3 separate regions of the Mus musculus genome follow, and regions 1 and 3 are each linked to region 2. Evidence: chromatin loops called from intact Hi-C (ENCODE). Cell type or tissue: left cerebral cortex. All regions are shown on one strand.

Region 1 (8,000 bases), 300 kb after region 2:
CCATGGAGGAATGCGGCTTACTCAACTGCCCTCCAAGACTAACTCGGTCTGCTTTCTTACGACACACAAGACAACCTTGCTCAGGGGTATCCCCACCCCCAATAGCCTGGGACCTCCCACATCAACAATTAATAATAATAATAATTAATAATAATAGCCCACGGGCATGCCTGCTGGCTAGTCTGAGGGACGCTTTTTCTCAGTTGAGGTTCTTTCTTCCAAAATAACACAGACAAATCAAATTGTAGCTGACCTGATGTCCTGCTGTCTAGCTTTCATAATACTGGTTCGATGATGCAAGTTACTATGGAAGAAAAATTATCAATGGTATTACTCAACAATGACTCTTGAATGCTATAATACTGACCTGTCAAGCAAGTCGTGCTCACTGGTGTGGTAGTGGCATGAAAATTACGGGGATAACCAACTGCTTTTGGACTTAAGGACTTAGACACAGAAAGAAGTCCATGTCCAGCACTGAAAATCTGTTCAAAAGACCCGGAGGTCATAGGCCCTGAGGAGAGCGTACGGCTGTCATCTTACTTTAGCCAGAAAAACTTATTCGTACAGTGTCCAGCAGTTAATGCAGAGACTCACAACTGGTCTGTGTGTACAGGGTAAGTTACTATTGAGTGGCCAGCCCTAATTGGAACATCTGTGTCTACATCTTCCCTCCAAAGTCCAAAAGCGACACTGCAGAAAAGTGGGAAGGGTATAAGAACAAGAGGGGAAAGAGTGTTCTAAAATGCTGTGATCCGGACACTCATGAACTCCCTGCAGCTGCACAAGGTCAAACCAAACACATCAGTCAACATTCGAGCAGGCAGCACTAACTGGATTCAGTGGGTTAGAAAGAGACAGGGGGGCCGGGCAGTGGTGGTGCATGCCTTTGATCCCAGCACTTGGGAGGCAGAGGCAGGCGGATTTCTGAGTTCAAGGCCAGCCTGGTCTACAAAGTGAGTTCAGGACAGCCAGAGCTACATAGAGAAACCCTGTCTCGGAAAAAAACAAAACAAAACAAAAACAGAAAGAGACAGGGGATGGTGAAGGGGGTAAGAAGGTGTTTAAGGGACAACTGGGATAGGTGGGAAGGGATAGCCAGATGTTGCTATAATCAGAACACATTGTTTATATGTATGAAATGTATATGTGTGAAAGAAAAGTAGTCTATTAAAAAAGAAAAACTAGAAGCTGGAGAGATGGTTCAGCGGTTAAGAGTACTGACTGCTCTTCTAGAGGTCCTGAGTTCAATTCCCAGCACCCACGTGGTGGCTCACAACCATCTGTAATGGGATCCAATGCCCTCTTCTGGTGTGTCTGAAGAGAGCAATGGTGTAGTTGCAAATATAAAATAAATAAATAAATCTTTAAAAAGAAAAGAAAAACTATGAATTAAGTGTTGTGCTTTTTTATTTTCAGAAATTGTATGTATTCTGAAGGCTGAAATCCCCTAACTACTTCATCATTACTTTGAATTTAATAACAAAATCTAAAGTTTCTTTATAACTTAAGACAACCTGATGTGGACCCAGCGAAGGTCAACCAAGAACTAATTTTGAAATTGTAATGACTGTAACATCATGTAGCGAGCCAATCAGTTCTGAAGAAATACGAGCTGGCACACCCAAAGAACCTAAAGTACAAGCAGTCCATGGTATGGGTGATATGGGCTGAAAAATGGCACAAAACTTCTCCTACTGAGCACTGAAAACAAAGGAGAAAAGAACTTTTTAGCACACATAACCGCAGTAAGATAAAATACAATAATAACGAATAAGTCAGGGCCGAGGACCGGTCAGTAGTAAACACACTTGCTATGTGAGCCTGGTTACCTAAGGTTAGATCCCCAGAACCCAGGTTTTTAACAAAACCCCAGAGGTAGCAATGCAAACGCATGCAAGCCTAGTGCAACCGTTTGAAATTTAAGGCAGAGACAAGAGAAGCTCTAGACAAGTGGATCTCAACCTGTGGGTCGCGACCCCTTGGGGTTGAACAAGCTTTTCATAGGGATCATGTGTGGTCATTGAGACACGGTGTCTTAATTTATGATGTGGTGGGGAGAACCAGCCTCAAGGATGTGGAGTCACAAAGGGTGGATCTTAACAGTCAGAAACCATAGCTACCAAGATACAGCTATGTTACCTAGGTTACATCCCAGCTACAGCCCCGCCCCGCCCCGCCCCGCCCCGCCCCAGCCTTCTGAACCAGGACATCCCTAACCACAAAGGAAGTGGATCTACCTGGCAGCAGCTTCTCCCCCACCACCACTGTCTACCTGGATACCTACCCTAGCAAGCCTTCTCTCCCAGGTCACCATAAAAGACAGCTCCACTCTTTAGTTTTTCAGGATAATCTTTGTTTCTTTTCCATCCTTCCTATCCCACACCCAACCCATCAACAAACGCTTTTCTTTCTATAGTTCAGATATGTTTGTCTAAGGATCTTCCACCTCTGGTCACCACTCCTAATCACATCAGCTTTCAGGACAATGGGAACATCGTCCTGAAATCCACACCCTGAAATCCATCTGTAACGCTGCTGGGATTAAAAGGCAAGAAAGGGTGTTCACAGGTAATGAGACCCCTTGGCCTCCATTTTTAGCAATGGGATAAGTATCCCTGGTGTCCTTTTAAAGACACTTGAGGAGGGTCTTTCCTCCCCCCCTCCACCATGCAATTGCATAGTATGGAGGCACTGTGGGTATGGAAAGGAACCTCACCATACTCACAATGCTGGGACCTTAGACTTCTCAATCTCCCGAACAATGAGAAATAAACTTTTGTCCTTTATCAATTACTCCACCTAAGATGTATTGTTATCGCCACATGAACAAATTAAATAATCTGGGTTATTTCAATAAACTCTAAACTGCTTTTTCTGTTTGTAAGTTCTCTACATCACCACTGAAGCCTTTGAGCAGATTCGTCTTAACACAACACCCGACGTTCTGACGACTCCCCAGAAAGCCTTAGTACAACTCCATCCCGACCCACTCACGACCTCTCTGATCTGGAGTCTCACCCACCCACCCTCCAATCATCTGCACCGCTTGCTAGGACAAGCACCTGTTCTAGAATCTGCGCTCCCGCAGCGCCCTCTGCTGGACTCCCTCTACCCTGCAGGATCTGGAACGCTCCATTCCTCTCTTCTAGATGTCATGGCAACCTCCTTATACCGCTCTCTGTTACCTTAGCCTGCTTTGATTTTCTACATAACAATAATCACAAATTGCTATCTGTTGGTTGTCTGCCTCCTCCGCCGTTATAGACCCTTTAGATGAGTTCACTGTTTTCTTCATCGCTTTATTCCCAATACTAAGAGACTGCAGACACAAGATGAGAAGCCCGACAAGATGTTCAGTGTCCAGCAAGATGTCTAATTGCAGTGACATAGTATTTTGAGGCCACTCAAAATGGCACGGCACCCCCTTTTGGCCTCGCAGTGTGAAGGACACCTTTAGGAACGGCTCGACTGCATTTACAGCTTGTTTCTGATGTGAAGAAATTTAGAAAGAAAGCATTCAGATGCGCTTTATGAAGGAATGGTTAAATCCACTCAGAGAGGTTCCTGGGCACGGGAGAAAGCTTTCTAACGACTAAGATAACAAAGGCTTGCCCCTGGGTCAAGGCAGCATGGAGTATTTGGCAAGCATGCATTTGCTTTCTCCGACACTGAGACATGTGAAGAATTGATGGATTATTTTACAAGTATTTTTTAAGTATAAGGATTTAACATATAAGTGATTGTAAAGCGTTTGTTTGAAAATGAAGAAAAAAAGGACACATTTTCCTGTCCCTTTAATAGTTAGAAATGCTTAGAGATAAGCGTAGTATTTAAATCTTTTGGATGTGTAAAATTGTATTCAACAGCAATTTTAGACACAGCATTAGAAATACTTTAAAGAGACCGTCTACTGCATTAATTTTAATTATGCTCCACCGGACTCACAATGCTTTGAAATGCTTATAAAGTGTCCTCAAAATCTTTTATTAATCAAAATTCAAGCACCAAACACACTGCTTCTGACTCCGGGTAGCAGCGGCTTGCCTGAGAGCGCCATCTGCTGTTCAAGTGTGCACTACAAATCAATTTTTTGGCTTTCCTAGCTCGTGCAGCTAGAACCTGTCAGCACACATCATATTACTTTAAAAGCTGCATTTTCTCTTGAGGTCTGGAAGACCATGATGGTGCCAATACCTGAAGGGTAGATGGCAAACCTCAAAGTGGAAGGGCGCGTTTCATTCACGTCAACTTTAATCCTGCAAACCGTGGGCAGCAGTGATTTTAAAGGCACACTATAACCAGCAGATTTTATTCTGGAACTTGACTACTTGCTTCACAACCAGCCAGTACCCTTTTTAAAATTAATTATTGGTTATGAATGATGAATTTGAGGCAGCGTGCTATGAGTGGGTGTAAAATCCTGGGTTCAACCCCAATATTCGGAAAATTAATTATAGATACATTCATATTTCAATACCAGTTAAAGCAGGGATTTACTAATTTACTTATAACAAGAAAAAGAAATCCTCATTTCATGTAACTGAGGGAAAATATTCAGGTAATCAGGTTGAATTCATGGCATGCTCACCACAAGTGACCCACACTGGTAACGCTAACACCTCACCAAGTACACGTGACCCCACACCAAAGCCCTGGCTTAAGGTCAATCAATCAATAGGAAGGGGCCTCCAGAAGGAATGGCCATGTCCAGGGAAAGGAATAGGAAAGAGTAGGTGAAGGTGAAGCTGGAGAGAGCTGATTGAGTGGGGGAGGGGCATGGAAGAATTGATTGGCAGAGAACCAACGAGGACCATTGATGCCACTCAGTCCTTCGCTCCTCAACAATTCAAGGAAAGCTCTGTGATTATAAGGAGGGTCTAAAACAATGCTCTACAGCCTGGTCCCCACAAAGAACTGGTGCAATTCTGTTTTGTTTTGGGATTTTCACTTTTTTTTTTTTTGTTTACTTACTGTCCTTTATATGCTGTTTTGAGATATCAGCCTTAACAGCTAAATAAAAACTGAATTCATCAAATACCCGCTTTCTTATGAGGGATAGAAAGGACTTTTTAAATACGCATTGTTTTTATATTGCAACAGTGTATGATTCTATTCTGTGGACAAAGTTTGTCCTATGGTCAAGAAAAATTGTAGGGCTAGAGAGATGGCCCAACAGGTAAAAGCACCTGCCATCCTGACTTACAACCTGAGTTTAGTCTCTGGGAGACACACATACAGAGACAGACAGAAAGATGGACACAAAGACATCCACAGACACAGAGACAGACAGAAACAGGGACAGAGAGATAGAGAGACAGAGACAGGAACAAAGAGTCAAACAGAAGGACAGACAGAGACAGGGACAGAGAGACAGATAGAGAAAGACAAAGAAAAGAAAAGAAAAATACATAAATAAAATGTAATCTTTAATTCTCAAAAAAAGGAAAACGACAAAAGGACTTTGGCGCTCATTCACTGAGGCCATCAGTGTTTTTCCTTAGGTCTTAGTTTGGTGTCTCTCGCTGTGACAAAGATAAAGACCAAAGTCAACTTGAGGAGAACAGGGTCTATTTTGCTTTACGTGGCCTAATCACAGTCAATCATCCGAGGAAGTCAGGGCAGGAATTCCAGACAGAAAACTGGAGGCAGGAGCCAATCCAGAGCCACGGAGAGGTGAGCATGCTCACTGGTGTGCTCTGCAGGATTTGCTCTGTTTGATTGGTTTATATAGCCCGAGGTCACCTGCCCAGGAGTGGCACCACCCCCAGTGGTCGAGGCCCTCCCATGTCAGTCATTAATCAAGAAAATGTCCCCAGACTTGCCCAGTCATATGGAGACATTTTCTCAATTGAGGATTCCTCTTCCCAGATGGCTCTAGCTTATGTTAGAGTGGAAACAACAACAACAACAACACAAAACACAAAACCTTAAGCAACACACTTTATCTTAGAATTGTTTATCAGTTCTATAAGTTGAAGAAAACTGATGTTAATGAACATGACCCTTGTCCACAGAAAGGCAAACTGATTGTGTTAGGCTAAGAGGATTGTGTTGGCCATTTGTCAGCAGAGGCTCAGAGCATCTAGCACAGTGGTTCTCCACCTACCTAAGGCTGCAAGCCTTTACCATGGCTCCTCACGGTGTGCTGGTCCCTAATCATAATATTTTGTTGCTACTTCATAACTGTAATTTGCTACTGTTATGAATTATAGTGTAAATATCTAATAGACAACCCTTGTGAAAGGATCGTTTGACTCCCAAAGAGGTCATGACCCCAGGCTGAAACCACTGATCTTTTTGTTACTCTGTTTCAGAACGCTGATCTTTTTGTTACTTTGTTTCAGAAGCTCCTACTTCCTATGTCTCTGCTCTTTGATGCTTCTTCAACCCATTTATAACACATCTTACCAGTTCCCTCAGTACTTAACGAGTTAAAAAGAATTCACATTTTATTCCTATTCATGTGTTCATTTCATATTCCTGTGTCATAATTATAACTATTTTTATTTTCTTTTTGGGAGTATAATTATAACATTTCTCCCTTCTCTCTCCTCCCTCCAAGCCCTCCCATATATTCCTTCTTGCTCTCTTTCAGATTTATGGCTTATTTTCATTGTTGTTCCATATATACGCACATAGATAGATATCACTAATTATAAGCTCCATCAGCATAAAGTTGCTATATGTATGTTTTTAGGGCTGATCATCTGGTATTCGACAGCTAATGGTAGGTACGCTCCCAATCCCAGCTTTCTTCAGTTGCCTGTAGTTCTTTGTGTAGGGCTGAGCCCTTGTGGGCTCTTCTCTGCCCACTTTGGCGTGTCTATTGGTGTCATCTTTGTTCAGCTCATGTTTCGGCAGCCATGTTGGTGAGACTTTATGGGTGTAGCTTCAATGTTCCTGGGAAACATAATTTCACAGCAAACTCCCTGCGATTTTCACGCTTACATCTTTCTGGCCCCTCCTTCTGCAATGTTCCCTGAGCTTCGGGTGCAGGAGTGCTCTGTAGATGTACCCTTTGAGACCGGACTCAATAACTCTGCATTTTGAATGGTTGTGGTTTTCTATAGTGGTCTCCATCTGTTACAGAGAGAAGCTTCCTTGATAAGGGATTTAGACTATATTTATCTGTGGATATAAAGACTGTGGTGGTTTGAATAAAAATGGCCCCCATATGCTCATATACATGAATACTTAGAAAGTGACACTATTTGAAAGGATTAAGGGGTGTGGTCTTGTTGGAGTGGGTGTGGTCTTGTTGGAGTGGATGTGGCCTTGTTGTAGTGGCTGTGGCCTTGTTGGGGAAAATGTGTCACTGGTGATGTGCTTTGAGGTCTCAGAAGCCCAAGCCAGGTTCAGAGGCTCTGTCCTTCCTGCTGCCTTAGGATGCAGATGTAGAGCTCTCAGAAGACTCTTCGGTAGCATGTCTGTGTGCCACCATGCTGATAACGGACTAAACCTCTGAAACCATAAGCAAGTCCCATTAAGTGCTTTCCTTTATAAGAGTTGCTGTGATCATAGTGTCTCCTTACAGCAATAGACTACACACACTAAGACAAATGCTTGTTAGACTATTTACTGAATCATGATGACTCAACAACAGAGTGGTTGTAGATTCTTCTCCAATCTCCAGGACTTCAACAGCACAGAGGATTTAGCTAGGTTTCCAGTCCTGAGCAATGATCTCCCTCTTGTTGAACAGGTTTGAAGTCCAATGGTAGAGCTGTTGGTTACAGCTAAGGCATGCGTATCACTACTGAACCTGTAGGATTTACTGGGTCATGATGGTCGTTGATGTGGTCTTAGGAATCGTAGCTGGTTACAACTGTTGGTTCCCTGTCTCCTTTGGAAGATTGTATGGTGCCTTCTGGTACTATGAAAGCTAGTCTCCAGGGAGGAGGCATTCAGGTTAATTCCAGATCTTTATGTGTCATGATTATATCTCCTTTAAAAAAAATCATTCTTAGTATTAGAGAGATGACCCAGAAGTTAAGAGT
Region 2 (8,000 bases):
GATACCCTGTCATGACCTCAGTGGGCCCCTGCCCACATAACCACATTGTGTGTGTGTGTGTGTGTGTGTGTGTGTGTGTGTGTGTGTGTGTGTGTGTGTTTTGCTGGTGATCGAACCTTTGCACATGTTACACAACTGCTCTACCACTGAACAATAGTCCACCATTTCATTGATGCAGTGGTTCACTGGTATATAGACTGACCTTTAATATGTGGTCCTCCTGTCTCTGCCTCCCAAAGGCTGGAAGGCAACTACAGGGAATACCAGCATGCCCAGCTGTGAATGCTAAAACACAAACAGATTAAGGCTGAGTACTAAACTGTTTTATTGTTGATGAACTGGTCTGTATCAGGTCGGCTCTTTGGAATGTAATGACAAATCCTCTGCAGGCTGATTTCACAAATGATTTTTTAAAAGTTAATCTTTGTGTTCTCAAACAATGTGTGTTCCATGTTTGTTCTTCTAGAATCACTGAACCAGTTTATTTAAGGACATCCCATAATTCTCTCTCTCCTTTCTCTCTAGAACGCATCATTCAGAAGTTATCCCACTATAGTTATCATGTGAGACCAAGACCACATGTGCTCCCAAATGCCTGTTTCAAATCCATGTTAGAATAATAATTTTGCTGTGGACTGCTGGTTGCTCAGTAAGAGAGTTGGTACTGTCGAATCAATAGGCTCTAGATTCACCCTGTAGACAAATCTCTGGGTAGGTCTGTAAGGCCATTTCTAGTCTGAGTGAATTGATGTTTAAAACCCCTCTCTAACTACGGGTGAAGCCATCCAATGGGCCAGAATCTGGGACTAAGTAAAAGGAGAAAGCAAACTGAATACATCCTCTGTCTCTCTCTCTCTCTCTCTCTCTCTCTCTCTCTCTCTCTGTCTCTCTGTCTCTCTGTCTCTCTCTGTGTCTCTGTGGTGTCTCTGTGTCTCTGTCTCTCTCTCTCTCTCTGTCTCTCTGTCTCTCTGTCTCTCTGTCTCTCTCTGTGTCTCTGTGGTGTCTCTGTGTCTCTGTCTCTCTCTGTCTCTCTCTGTCTCTCTCTGTCTCTCTGTCTCTCTGTCTCTCTATCTGTCTGTCTCTCTCTCTCTCTCTCTCTCTCTCTCTCTCTCTCTCTCTCTCCCTCTCTCTCTCCCTCTCTCTCTCTTCTTCCTGATGCAGATGCAGTGTCTCCTGCTCATGACACCACATGGGCCTTCCACCACCATAACAGACTGTATTCCCAAATTTGTGCTTCTTCCCTTAAAGTGTTTCAAGTCAAGTATTTCTCACAGCAAGAAGAAAAAGTAAAAGGTTGTCCAGTATGCCCCAGGACCATGAAGAAAACTCCAAATATTGTACATAATAATTTTCCTCACTATAAAATTCTGGGTTTGCTGTCTGTCTCCTTGACACTTGGAAGATATCAATTCACTGCCTTACCACATCGAGCGCAGCTTTATCAGGGATGATTGTAATCTGATTTTCTTGTTCCTTTGGGTAATATGCTTTTTATCTTTGAAAGCTTGTAAAATTTCCTCTTTTTCTTTGATATTCTTTAATGTTGCTGAAGAATGTCTCTGTGTGAGGTCACCTCCCCTGCCTAGCTTTCTCTGTGTCCTTTCAGTACAGGGTCCCTTTTCTCCTTCTGTAATCTTCTTACATGAATACTATAGCTACTTCAACCCTCCGTACCCTTCTCCAGTGCCTTCTAACCAAGTTTCTCCTTCCAGAATCTCAGACATTTAGCATGCTCTTTGGCTGTCAACATTTTAATAGGCCGCTTGTCCACACTTTAAAAAAAAAAAAAAAAAAAAAAAAAAAAAAAAACCTGTGTAAATTACATGTAGCTATCCAGTGTCTGTAGTTGGTGTTTCTTTGTGTTTCTCTTCAATTTGTTTTTTGATGGTCTCTTACCTCTTTAAAGATAATTGCTAGGCTTATTTTTTAATTGTGTTCATTTCTTTTCCTCTTGTTTACCTTGTTCGGTTTAATGTATTTCTCCCAAAGAATTTCCCCTCCTCGAATGTCGAGCTATTTTTTTTCTTATTAGCTAATCTTTTACTCCCCTAGGACTATCAACTGCTTTCACAAATAGTATCTCGTTACTTTGGCCTTTTTTCTTCTTCCAGTGAATTGAAGGAAGATGGCCTCAAGGTCACAAAGGTACAATTTTCCTATCCCCAGGCCACCATTGCCCAGCACTGCCCTGGCCTGCCTCATGCTGATGTCTTCTCATGCTTTCAGAAATACAAGCAGACTCTTTGAAGATGGATGTTGAATGGAAGGTGGAGGCAGACTAACAGAATGCTCAGGGCTATCCAGCTGTCTTGATCCTGGCCTCTCCTCTTGGCTGGCCTGGCCCCCGGTGCCCATCGACTGCATCCTGCTACCGCTGCTTTCCTTCCCAAGAAACAGGCAACACCCAAAAGTAACCAACAGGGAAGAAAGAACATACCAGAAAGCTTCCTCAGCCAATCCCTGCATGTCCCTGGCTTCCTCGTCTTCAAACTGACGTTTCTCTCAACCAACCATCTTCCTGAGAATGCTAATACTTTTCTTAGTTAATGAAAAAAAATCTCATTGTTGAGTTTAGAAAGGAAAGAGAAATGCCATGCAAAGATGTGGTCATGTGCAACTTTACAAACACTAAGGCTGCACAGCAAATACCTAGCTAAGAATCCTTTGATTAAATAAGATAGAGGACGTGTGAGTAAGTGGAGTCACATCACATCCAGGCTCTCATCTCAGGCGCCCAGCTGTCCTGGCCATCTTTGAACCAAAAAGAGCTTCTCAGAAATGATTAAATTTTATTGAAGCTCACAAGGGATGGTAGAGAGAGAATATTTGACTACTTTTGACAATTATTCGAAAGCACTAACCCGAGGGAGGACAGAATATGAAATCATGGACATAAGCCCTTCTGAATGCAGTCCCTATCTAGTTCATCCTTTGTCCTTTAAAAGATTATTTAATTATTCTGTGCACATGAGTACTTTGTTCACACGTGCACAGTATGCATGCAGCGCCTATAGAGACTAGAAGGGGGCATCAGATCCCCTAGAACCAGAGTTACAGAACTGGTGGGCGACTGGTGGGCGCTGGGAAGTGACCCTGAGTCCTCTGCAAAATCAAGCTGCTCTTAAGAGCAAAGTTACCTCCCCAGCCTCTTCACTTTTTTCCTTCAAGTCACCCACAACACACTCTCTCTGTCTCTCCTCCTCTCCCTCTCCCTTCGCCCCCTTCCTTCTTTCTCTTCCTTTGCCTTCCCTTCTCTAAACTATCAGCTCCTGCCCAGCTTGGACGTTATTTTCTGCTGCAGTGCAAGGATCCATACAACAGTAACATAAGGCACTTTGATAAGTTTTGAGACCAGAAAAGTCATCCTTGTATTGCTTCAGTCAATTCTGAATAATCCATAAGTAATCTAAGATAAAGCGAGACACTTCTTGTGCCTCACTTAGGGAAATTCTGGACTAGAGAAGAAAGAACCAAGTTCCTTTTCTGTGCCAACAGCAGCTCAACATCTCCGCATAATCATTTCAGCCTTCTGGAGATATTATATTTCTCTTAGTAAAACAGCATCAATTATTAAGGGAAATCATTTTCTGGGTAAATGGATAGGGATGTTCTACAAGCAAAGCCCTTGGATTGAGTGTGAGATAAAATCACTGTTTATACTAATTGTACAGATATCATAAGACCTACACTAAGTCTCTCTGGGATTTAAAACCATTATCATGAGTTCTTGAAGGCTTCTTCTGAAGGCTGAAAACAATTAACGCTGACCAATCAACAACACTAAGACCCTTCCTAGTGACAATGGGCATTTCCTACTGTTCCACCTTTCCATTGTCACAGTCCTGAGTGTACACACATTTAGACATGAACACGTCACGTGAGCCTTTTTCTCTCTTAGCTTTCAACCATCTTCTCTACTCTTTGCCTACAGCAAAGTCCCATATCCACACTTCTCCAAATGGGAAAAAAAAATGTCTTTTACGAAAATTCTATTCGCCTGACTTGAAAAGTGAATTATTTAATGTAGACAATGGCCAACTGAGTATGTTTGGTGCCCTCAGATCAAAGACTTTCTCAGTCACAGACAAAACAAGAACAGACTGTGGAGACAACTGGCCCAGATCCTAACAGATTCGGTCTTCTCCGGTTTTGCAGGTGAAGCTATTGGCATCCCAAGAAGTTCTCTGCCTTACCAAACACAAGACAAGAAAGTGTGGGCAGGTGCACTAGAATGTGGGTCTTATGTTCCTGCTTTCTATACCATAGGCATTTAGCCCATGCCCTTATGTTCTCAACCCATCACATTCTCTGTGAACAGGTCAGGAAGATACTAAAGTCCCCAAGCTTTATTACTTCAAATCTCATCGACCATCTCGTTTCACAACTCCAATAAACTTCCCAATTTCACTCTCCGGGTTTCAACCACCTAGAGTTGACTATGCCATCCTCTGGCAGTGGGCAGATCACCAAGCAAGTACAAGGTCACCATCTAGTGGTAAATGCAGTAACGGCAGGTTACCCAGCATACCCTTGATTCTTCCACACCTCCTAATTCCATCCCTAAATGCACTTATGCCAGACAGCTTATTTTCAGCAAATTTCCAAAAATAAATTTCAAAGCTAATCAAGATTTTCCTATTATATAAGACATGAAGTAAGTTTAAATTATTTTTAAATGTAGGCGTTTACTAAGCCAGTGATCTTCCTGGTATTGCAGTAGATTGCAAGAGTTCTTAGCAGCGTTGTGCTTCCAGATAGATCGCATTGCAGATAGTTAAAGCAAGTCAGGGCTGTAGGTAAATGTTAATGTGTTTTCATTAAAGTGGCTCTAGAGTCAACATCAGCAAGGTCTTGGGAAATACACTCCAGGGAAATTGGGGCAAGCACATGAAGGGGTTCTGGGGAAAGGTAGAGAGGGAAGACGTGACTCTGATCAAAACACGTTGTGCACATGTTTTCATGTTTCTAAAATTAATAAATTCTGGTTCTTCTCTCAAACAATTATTTACTAAACACCTGCTTACTCTAGGGTATGGACAATAATATGACTATTTGTTACATACACACACACATACACACATGCACACACACCTTGGGAACATAACGGAAAGACTGTTCCATTGTGAGACAGAGGTTGCTGAAGATTATTGGTAAACAGTATCTTGAGGACATGATAAGAACTCACAGTAGCTATGGTCATCTACACATAACTCACACAAGATTGAGCCAGTCAACACAAGAGCATGGGTGAGAAAGTATTCACAGTTATTGTCAGTTCATGACTGCTAAGCGAGGGTCCGTTTTCTTTGAAGGTGTGGTCCCAGGAAAGTTGTCCATGTTGTGGTGATGGCCCAACATATGTGCACAGATGAGCAGCACTGGCTGCATGCTGTGGGTTATTACAACATGGAAGAAGAGAAAAATAAGAAACATTGACAGCTTTTGTGCAACCCCTTTCTAAGGAGCTTGCTACTGAGAGTTTGACCATGCTTCAATGAGTATATAGATAACACAGATGGGGCCTGATTTCTCCCTTGAGAGGGGTGCATGAATGAGAGGGTCCACCTGGGAGGAGTGTGATCTGGGTGCATTATATGAAGTTCCTAAATCATTGATAAGAACATTATGTTGCAGGGAGGGAAATTGGGGCAAGCACATGAAGGGGTTCTGGGGAAAGGTAGAGAGGGAAGACGTGACTCTGATCAAAACAGGTTGTGCACATGTTTTCATGTCTCAGACAGAAAGTAAAACATTATAATACAAAAATAGCAGGAAAATCAAGAGTGATCATATATATTTTAGTGATAATGAACATTTCCTATTCCTCTTCTTGTGGTCTCAAACCTGTGTGCATACGCGTGCAGGAACATATACACATCACAGCAGTGGGCAGGGCTCTAGACCTTTCTATGATCCCATACCTGTGTGCACACATGTGCAGAAACATATGCACAGCACAGCAGTGCACAGGGCTCTTTTCTTTCTGCTGCTAACCACCCTCCTCTGTTCTCTGTCTACAGGAAGAATCATGCAGTTCTCGCAGTAGGACAGATGGATTTTACAAAGACTCCATTCTTCTGTTCCCAGATAATACCTGAACAGCCTTCTACCAACCTTGCTTCTACTCAGTTTGTCTATGGGAAACTTCCCTAGTCTCTTGTTTCACATTTTCAACTACCTAGAAGATGGCACCTCCTGCAGCTTCAGCCGCTGCATGGAAATCAGGGGTGAGCAACTTGACCTCCAAACTCTCCTTCTTTCTCTTTGTTCATGGCCTTGAGGTGCCACACTCAGCAGCAACTCTAACTTCTTCTTTCCCAGTGTCCTCTCTCTAATCAGACCCAAGGGTGGCCAGGTCTGCACAGGCCTCATAATCCCACCCACACCCAATCCCCTCCCCCTACTACAGTGCTCCAAACCCCACTTCTCTGATCATAGTGGACCCTGGATTCCAGTAAGTATGTGTTCTCAACATGTTTGGTGAAAGTCTCTTAGACAAGGTGTTGAGTGAGTTCTGAGACTGAAGTGACAGAGATCGCCAGATAGCGGCCTTTTGAAAAGCCATGGTTTCCAAGTGAGTGGACAGAGAGGAAATTAAAAATGGATGTTTAAAACATCCCAAAGACTAACCGAGCACTCTTACCCTTTATTTTACACAATCAGAGTCTCTGTCCCTATTCCATAAGTGAGTTCTAGCAAAACTCAGAGACCCTGCGACCAGCTTTCCACAGGTAGATTTCAAATGTAGGAAAGACAAATACCTGTTTCTTTCAACCTCAGGTCTTACTTAAGTCGTCAAAGTCATTTTTATAAATTAGCAACTTTTAAACTTTTGAGGAGAAAGAGAGTTAATTAAGCAAAATAAAAAATGGTACATGTGTCTGGCCATAGCTGAAACTGTGAAACAAAACCAGCTTTTGTTAGTAGGAGGCAAATTAGCAATGTGTCTCTGTTTTGATCATTTTGCAAGAAACCTAAAATTTTAAATTATGCTTATTATAGATGGGAGAATTAGATCATCAAGTTGACGCTTGCAAAGCCAAAAAAGCAATTAGTAAGTCATAGCCATAATATTAATTTCTGATTTATAAGGTTTTATATGATTGATTGAGCCACTCTTTTTTATGGGTTGTTTGCACAATAGTCCCCTATGGGCTAGGCATGGGGGGACTTGGGAGTATAGAAATATAGTTTCATAATTGTCCTCACGAAATATGCCCTCTATCATAACAAGAATTTGTAAGAATCATAAGAAATGAGAGATTTAGACAGAAAATCAGATGCAGTTCTATGTGGAAGGGTCTGTGGAACAGGGATGGTGGGAGTCAGACAGACCTCACTGATGGTGCTCGGCTGGGATTTGGATGCTCAGTGTGGGTTTTATGAGAGCTTCCACTGGAGTTGGAGAATCCCAGCCAGAAAGGAAGACATGCTCCCAGAGTGTGGCACTCCCCACTGAAGCAACTTCCAACACATGGGATATACAGAGCCCCAACGATAGACAACAGAGAATGAACATGCTCTGAAATGATCACAATTATCAACACAGTGGCACATTTTCACAAGATGAGCAGATGCTGGGCAGTTTCCTTGCCAGCTTGGACATGCACTCAAATGACCAAGGATCATATGTACAATATGGGCAAACATATGTACGAATCTACTCCGAACACATAACCATTCCACAGCCCCTCCAAGTCCTCAAATTTACATACCATAAATGTGCCTAGTTTTCCATGACAATCATGAACTCATTAAAATAAAATTCTGCTAGCCTGTTTGCGATATCTGGTGTTCAGCTATTTGTGCAGTTACCACAGCAACATCTTGGAGGGATAAATATGGCAATAGAACATGCTAAAATTTTTTCTTTGTGCAATACTTTATGATCCTATTTCCACCAAAGGAGTTAAAGATGGTGCAGCAGAGTCATTGTGTGAGTCTGAATCAAAACAGAAGGGGAGGCAAAAGGATACTTAGGAAAGGGCTTCATGGGCTCT
Region 3 (8,000 bases), 130 kb before region 2:
TATTTTTTAAAAGAATGTCATATAAGTAAATTTAAAATTGCACAGTCACAGTCACTACAGAGACTAGTGTGAGAGTGTGTTAGTAGAGAATGTTTATAATAGCAGCTTTCCCTACTGAAAAGGCTGAAGGAAGCTTTTCTGGAGCAAGACTCTGGGGAAATGACATTGGTGTAGAAATCTGAAGCAGAAGGAGTGACCACCTAAATGAATGTAACAGACCAGAAAGTATGTTCTGGCCAAAGTCTTATGGCAAGCTCTGACACTGAATGAATATACCGAAAAGGGGTAGCAGAGCCAAGTAAAACATGCAAAATGCTTACCTCTTCAAAGCAGGACCATCTCCTGTGCTAGGGGACTACCTCGCTGTGTAAAGAGACTGGTGAAGCGAAAGTTTAGGCTAGGATAAAGGAAGGGTATGTGTGTGCATAAGGACAAGTATGAGAGATGACACAAAATCAGATATTAATTCAGAAACTTATTCTTGCTGCTGCCCTATGGTGGGTACCACAAAACACACCAGTGGACAGGGACAGAATGGGAGAACATGTAAAGAGCTATGGTTTTCATCCTCTTTCTCTGTCCCACAGGCAGTAGGCTTCACCATTAGAGTCATTCTGCAGATTAGGAACCAAGTCTACAGAGATCCAATTTTCTGCCCAAGGTAACACAGTGAATAACCACTAGAAAAGATACTCCCCCTGCCAGGCAGTGGTGGCGCACACCTTTAATGCTAGCACTTGGGAGGCAGAGGCAGACGGATTTCTGATTTCAAGACCAGCCTGGTCTACAGAGTGAGTTCCAGGACAGCCAGAGCTATACAGAGAAACCCTGTTTCAAAAAAAAAAAAAAAAAAAATACTCCCAAACGGAATGTGGTTCATGCTTATGAACTTAACTAGATTATGCAGAGTCTGAGGCCACACATCTTTATTTCCTTCACCCCTTGTATCTGTCCCTATGCTATTTGAGTATCTAACCATCCATCAGCTATGAAAGTGTTAGTGATATCACCTAATTCATAATGCTGTCAGTCATCTTAAACATCCCATCTCTATATCTGGACCATCGATGGGTTTGGATCCTCATCTCTTCTTCTTGTTAAAATTACAAAAGCTCTGTGCCTTTTACCATCCAAAGAGAAAGGAAAATTAGTTTCCAACCTAACCCTTACAGATGAGTCTTCATGGTCCATTAATCCAGCTCTTTATTTTATTTCATTTTATGTTTTATTTATTCATTTTACATATTGCTCACTGCACTATTTCCCAGTTTACCCCCTCCCACAATCTTTCCCTCTATCCCTCTCTCTCCTCTTCTGAGAGAGTTTTCACCCCCTCATTATCCCCCAACACATCTAGCCCATCAAGTCTCTGAGGGGCTAGATATACCCAGGGCTTCCCGCCTTCCTCCTATCCTAGAGCTTCCCGTGGGAAAGCTCGGGTGAGAATTTTAGCCTAAAGGGAGGGGGCTGTGGCCGGGCACACTTTGTGCTCATCCACTGCAGGCCTCTGGCCAGGGCGGCTGACTGCCAGCTTTAGGTTTGCTCCCTCGAAGATGAGCCCAACTTGGCTCAGGGCTACTGTGTCCTCAGTCCTCTTGGTGACCACACAACTAACTCCAGGAGACCTCCCGGGACAGAGGAGCAGATCCCGAACAGCACTCTCTAGACAGAGACCAGCAGGGACGGACGGACGGACGGCTCCCGTCCAGTACATGAAGTGAGGGGCAGTGTCTGGGTGACCTGGACAAAGCAGGCTAGTTTTGCGGAAGCCCTGCCGCTACAGAAGCTTGTCTCTGGACAGACTATTGCTGGACAGATGGGGGACAGTGAGGACTCTGACCCTTCCCGGCAGGCCACTGCACTGGCGGAGACAGACACCTTGCAAAGCCAGAAGCGGCTGTGAAGCGCTGGGGCGGAGGAAAGCGACAGACTGGGACATTTTTGCCATTTTAACATAGAGACTGAGGCCAGACAAGGCACCCCATCTAGAAGAACATATCCCAAGGACAAGCAATAGCTTTGGGGATAGCCCCCTGTTTGAATATGCTTGGTCCAGGGAGTGGCACTATTTGGAGTTGTGGCCTTGTTGGAAGAAGTGTGTCACTGTGGGTATGGGCTTTAAGTTCATCCTAGCTACCTAGAAGACAGTCTTCTCCTGACTGCCTTCAGATCAAGATGTTGAACTCTCAGCTCCTTCTCCAATGCAGTGCCTGCCTAGATGCTGCCATGCTTCCTGCCTTGATGATTATGAACTGAACCTCTGAATCTACAAACTAGCCCCAATTAAATATTGTCCCCTATAAGAGTTGCCTTGGTCATAGTGTTTCTTCACAGCAGTAAAACCCTAATTAAGACACCCCTGCACCATTTATTCAGAACCCAAATGAAGACCAAGCTGCATATCTGCTACATATATGCAGGAAGGCCTACATCCAGCCCGGGTATGGTGGTTCAGTCTCTGAGAGCCCTAAGGGTCGAAGTTAGTTGACTCTGTTGATCTTCCTGTGGAGTTTCTATCCCCTTTGGGGCCCTCAGTCCTTCCCTCTACTCTTCTATAAGAGTCTCCAAGCTTCATCCACTGTTTGGGTGTGGGTGTCTACATCTGTCTGAATCAACTGCTGAGTGGAGTCTCTCAGAAGAAGGCCACCCTAAACTCTTGTCAGCAAGCATAACAGAGTATTGTTAATAATGGCAGGGATTGGTGCTTATCAATAAGATTGGTCTCAAGTTGGGCCAGTTAATTGGTTAGCTATTCCCCCAGTCTCTGCTCCATCCTCCATCCCTGCATTTCTTGTAGATAGGATAAAATTTGGGTTGAAAGTTTTGTGGGTGGGTTGGTATCTCTATTGATCTACTGAGGTTCCTGCCTGGCTACAGGTTCCATATCCCCAATGCTGTGAGTCACAGCTAAGGTCACCCCCATTGATTCTTGAGTGCCTCCTTTATTCCAGGTCTCTGTCACATCCTGGAGATGCCCCCTAGCTCCCTACCTTTGTCAGTTGCAAATGTCCATTCATTCTCACGGTTGTCTGGCCATATCTCCTGTCCCTCTCCACACCTGATCCTGAACCCTCCTCCATTCCTCTCACCATTTCCTGGCCATACCACTCTGAATGTGCCTGAACCCATCAGCTCTATTTCTATAATCAGGTAGCAGGAGAATCTTCTGGATGAAACGGAAGCTTCTCCATTGTAGCCTTCATCATCATCCTTATCCCAGCTCTTCATTGCTTTGGAACTTACTGGGAGAACACGGAAACCATTAAACTCTGCAATGTGAAGTGGCTTTGCAAAGTGCACTGTAAACTGTTTACATTGTTTTTAATTACTTTGGAGCCATATGTCAGCTTGGTATAAAGTGTGAAGATCATGCTGAATGGAGTGGGGGGAAGTAGGTGACAATGTGGTGATTTATGGGAACCAGGAAAATTATGTATGGAAATGAGTTCAATTTAAAAACACATCTACGTACCATTATAACACTGGAGGGGGAAGAGAAGCCAGTTTATAACAAAATATCTTTGAAAAGAGGAGCATGATGAATATGTAAATGAGACCAATCAGCATCAGCTGAGATATGGTATATGCAGATGAGACGGCAGTGAGCCAAAAAGTGAAATAGCTCCCAAGCCATAAATATGAGCGGTATAAAATTCATTTGAAATATTCATGATAACATAAGGACAAAAAAAATATAATCAAGTGATTTATTTGCATATAAAAAACAAGAACACTGGCCTGGCACTGCAGCCTCTGCCTCCATATCATAGGGAAAGAAAAGCTGTTGTAACAAAGGGACTGTAAAGTGAGCACTGTTGCTTGTAGCTAAACCAAACTGGGGCTTCTCCCAGTTCTTAATTCCTGGTGCTCAGTTGGGACTGATGAAAAGAATTGAAGCAAATGTTTTTCCTTCTTTTTTTGTTGTTGTTTGTTTGTTTTTGGTTTTTCGAGACAGGGTTTCTCTGTATAGTCCTGGCTGTCCTGGAACTTACTCTTGTAGACCAGGCTGGCCTCAAACTCAGAAATCTGCCTGCCTCTGCCTCCCAAGTGCTGGGATTAAAGGCATGTGCCACCATGCCTGGCTATGTTTTGCCTTCTTGACACTTCCTTGCTAGAGCCCTCAGGGCCCTTTCTACCCCTGCCCTTTATGCTTCTTACAATTATGAAGAAAAGTCTGGGTCCCAGTTTCTGCAATTAGCAAGAGAAACTGACCAATCCATAGGTGTCTGTGGAAAATGGCAGACCAGTGTGGACTGGGTAGCCTGCAGATGGGAAGAATGTTCTGGCGCCTCTAGGATGACAGTCACATTTTATCCCCATGGAGCTTTGGAAAAAAATCCATACATGAATTTTTAAATTCCATGTTCTATGGCAGATACAACAGTAACCCTTATAACACTTCCTTAATGATACTAATGTACCCCTAAAATAATTATAGCCATACAACAAAATCTAATTAGTAACTATAAAGAAGAATGTTGTATTGGCAAACACTGGTTTTTTTTTTTACTACATTTGTTTATTGTGTATGTGCATTTATGTAGGAGCACACAAGTGACATACACATGTAGGGTTAGGGGAGTTAGTTCTATCTTTCCACAAAATTTGTCCAGTGGCTTGAACTCAGATTGTCAGGATGTGGGGCAAGTTCCTTTACTCACCAAGCCATTTCACTAGCTCTACAGAATTCTACTATAAAATGAGAGAGATTAGAAAACTGAAGGCCATTGACCCTTCCTTTGGTATCATCCATAACTAACTAGTGGAGAGCATTTCTGCTTCTGCATATCTGAACTCTCAGAAACCAAACCCCATGTGGTATTCGACAGAGCCTGCTGAGGAGTGAAAGAATCCTCTTACTCGGGTGTTTGGCTCTGCAGCACTACTGTGCCAACTCACTTCCAGGTGAAACTTTGCTGAGAGTAACTTAGGACTGAGTATTTGAAAAATTAGAGTTGCCTGGTAAGTTGTAGATGAACTTAACAGTTGGGAAAAACAAGAGTTGGATCCATTAAGTTGTCATTATTGAGTCGGGTCAAGATGAGTTAGTGTGCAGAAAATGAGTCCTTATGTCATTTCTGTTCTGCATAAATGTCCTGAAAATAGTATTTTCATTATATTTATTGCTTCAACCAAGAACACAGATGTTCTCTTCTTGTTTCCTTTCCTGTTCTTGTGTTTTGGAGTTTCCCATAATTCTCTTTGTTTTTAACTGTTCTAAGAGGGTCCTTCAAATTTACTCCTGCAGTATCTAAAAGCTGCTAAGTTCAGGAAGGTAATGAATTTTATTCATATCCTGGCATGGGGGTTGTTTGCTTTGCTTTTATTTATTCTACATATTGCCAAGAGAATGAGTCAATCTGAAAGGGAAAACAGAGTTCCTAAAAATCTATGATTTTGCAGATAACCCTAGCTTACTTTCATTATAGATCTCCACACCTCAGTAATTTAATACTTCATCCATGAGGCCAAAAGTGGGAAGTCCTCGACTGAGGATTGCAAAGGAAAATGTAGAGTACAGATGGAGAAGAGAGCCAGGCCGTGGCCTCCCAAGCACTCAGTGACTCAGTGGGTTTTCGTCCCTTGCTTGGGACAGCGTATTCCCCTCATCACAGCTCCCACCACTAAGATCTTCCACCTCCTTTGCCATTTCATTCTGCAACATATTTATGTTGTGGTGATTTCTTCTTGGCATCTTACATTCAGCAGCTCGGGCTTAAAAAGTGGGGAATGTGACCCATTCTACTCACGGCATTTTTGGCTTGCCAGAAAGTACAGTGATTTTTCCATTTTCTACCTAACAGCCATCTTCAGGCTTTAAGATGTTGGTATCAGCACACTTTGCTCTTCTTAGTAAGGCAGGCTGTGGGAGAGACCTTCCACTCGCAGATCCACAAGAAGATAAACTGGCCTCCTTCTCTTCCCCAGTAGTAGCTCAGTGTTTGTGTCTGCCCAGGGAAGATACAATTAAGGCAGCATGATACTGAAGTTAATAATATCCTCATGGCTCTGCTCTGCAGACTCTTGCTAGTTATTTTTTTAATAGGGCAGTATTAAAATAAAGAATATATAATCTAAAGGCAAGCTCAATCGATGCACAAACAATTTATTTTTATTTCTTCATTTAGCCCATGACCATCACATCTGCATCCATCTGGGGCATTTATGACTTAATAAGATGCTTTAAACAATAAAAGACTCATATGGACTCTGGTCCAACTCACCTTCCCTCCCCTCAGCAAATAAACTATCTGAGTCTAACACTTCATAACCTCTCCGGCAGTATTCAGATGCACACCGGCCAACCCACACAGAAATCAAATGACTAGGGATGTGTTTTTATAGCTCAGTCCATTTCAGAATTTAAATGGCCAGGGAAAGAAATACACAAGAATGAGAGATAAATACCTAAGGAGAGCCTATATGAATATAGTGGAAGTCAACCACTCCAGTGGCTCTGAACCTCTAAAGAGAGTCTTTGCATAAAGATAGCAATTATTGATACCAAATGTTTTGCAAACATATAATCTGTACTTGGATGCAAGGGTACTTTGCAAAATTAAAAGTGTGTGCAAATATGATGTAAGAGGAATGAGAGCATGTGCACTCAGTTGTCTTAGGGTCTCAGCTCAGCCATGTGTGGTTCTATCTCTTGCTTTTCCCATATTTTTCAAAAACACCTAGGATGGGGCTGAACTCAAAGAAATGAGAATAGTCTTCTGCTTGTCAATTGTTTGCCCTTACCTCTTGGTTCCTTTTTTAACCTTTTAGAGTTGCACATACACACAAACACACACACACACACACACACACACACACACACACACACACACACACACGTTTTAATTTGGTCTTAGTTTAAGAAGAAAACCACTTAAAAAGTGTACTATTTCTCTAGCTCCTCCATTGGGAGCTAGAGAAATTACCCAAGGAGCTAAAGAGATCTGCAACCCTATCGGAGGAACAACATTATGAACTAACCAGTACCCCGGAGCTCTTGACTCTAGCTGAATATGTATCAAAAGATGGCCTAGTCGGCCATCACTGCAAAGAGAGGCCCATTGGATTTGCAAACTGTATATGCCCCAGTACAGGGGAACCCCAGGGCCAAAAAGGGGGAGTGGGTGGGTAGGGGATTGGGGGGGGTGGGTATGGAAGACTTTTGGGATAGCATTGAAAATGTAAACGAGGAAAATACCTAATTTAAAAAAAAGTGTACTATTCTTTGGCTGGAGAGATGGCTGAGGTTTAAAAGCACTCACTGTTCTTCCAGAGGTCCTGAGTTCGATTCCCAGCTACCACATGGTGCCTCATAACCATCTGTAATGGGATCTTGTGCCCTCTTTTGGCCTGCAGGCATACAGGCAGGCAAAATACTATAGACATAATAAATACATCTTTAAAGCTTACTATTCTTATCCTAAACATTTCTCCAGCCATATTGAAATATGAACAATGTATTTCAAAATTACATATTTAAAGTGATATTCCATATTTAAGTGATATATATGATTATATGAATATATACTATGAATGATCATCACACTCAAACGCATTTTGTAAATCAGATTCCCAACTTTTTTTTTACTTCAGTTTTCTCTCTCAGGAAAGATAATAGTCTGAAGAATTCAGTGACCCTGAGAGCCAATGAGACTCCTCACTGGTTCCTCTCAGAGAACTTCCCTTTAGAATAAGAAAATAAAGAACAAAGGAAAGCCATAGCCACTCTAGAGGACTGAATTACTAGTCGCAGGATCTTAATCAGTGTGGGACATCTCTGGATTGAATGTCGACACACACATGAACTCATGTATGGGGAAAGGATCTTCTTTGTCTAATCATGCTCATAGTGCTCTCAAGATTCACTTCGCCATTAAACAACAGAGGGACAGCAAACTGCCTGTTGCCAGTCTTCACATGGATATTTAAAATGTAACCTATTTCCTTCCCTTTAATCCACTCCTTGTTTCTCTTTATGTGACACGTAACACCCAGTGAAA

What was found. A loop is a pair of places that touch in the nucleus more often than their neighbours do. Peaks named below come from ENCODE experiments on the same cell type or tissue, not always from the same donor. Only the 100,000 strongest peaks of a DNase experiment are listed, where the experiment ranks them.
Region 1: it touches region 2 in a loop (6-fold over the local background); 8 of 42 quality-filtered maps call a loop at or near these places.
Region 3: it touches region 2 in a loop (3-fold over the local background); 2 of 42 quality-filtered maps call a loop at or near these places.

The regions. Positions count from the first base shown.
Region 1 is chr17:88,648,261-88,656,260 of GRCm38, reverse strand. Gm31903 (a long non-coding RNA gene) reads left to right here and starts at 2,199. Exons shown (of 3, transcript XR_385909.2): 1 at 2,199-2,309; 2 at 2,420-2,571; 3 at 2,889-3,232. Gm38460 (a long non-coding RNA gene) reads right to left here and starts at 2,357. Exons shown (of 3, transcript XR_385907.2): 1 at 2,288-2,357. In left cerebral cortex, CTCF peaks have their summits at 3,120 (motif pointing left) and 4,059 (motif pointing left); DNase peaks (open chromatin) are centred at 3,113, 3,563 and 4,062; H3K4me3 peaks cover 944 bases; H3K27ac peaks cover 476 bases.
Region 2 is chr17:88,950,709-88,958,708 of GRCm38, reverse strand. No RefSeq gene overlaps it. Among named protein-coding and RNA genes, the nearest start is that of Lhcgr, 160 kb to the right of the region's middle. In left cerebral cortex, a CTCF peak has its summit at 4,491 (motif pointing left); DNase peaks (open chromatin) are centred at 4,488, 7,496 and 7,797; H3K27ac peaks cover 783 bases.
Region 3 is chr17:89,085,659-89,093,658 of GRCm38, reverse strand. The region is part of intron 2 of Fshr (follicle stimulating hormone receptor); the gene reads left to right. Among named protein-coding and RNA genes, the nearest start is that of Fshr, 110 kb to the left of the region's middle. In left cerebral cortex, no CTCF peak of the experiment used is centred here; a DNase peak (open chromatin) is centred at 3,526.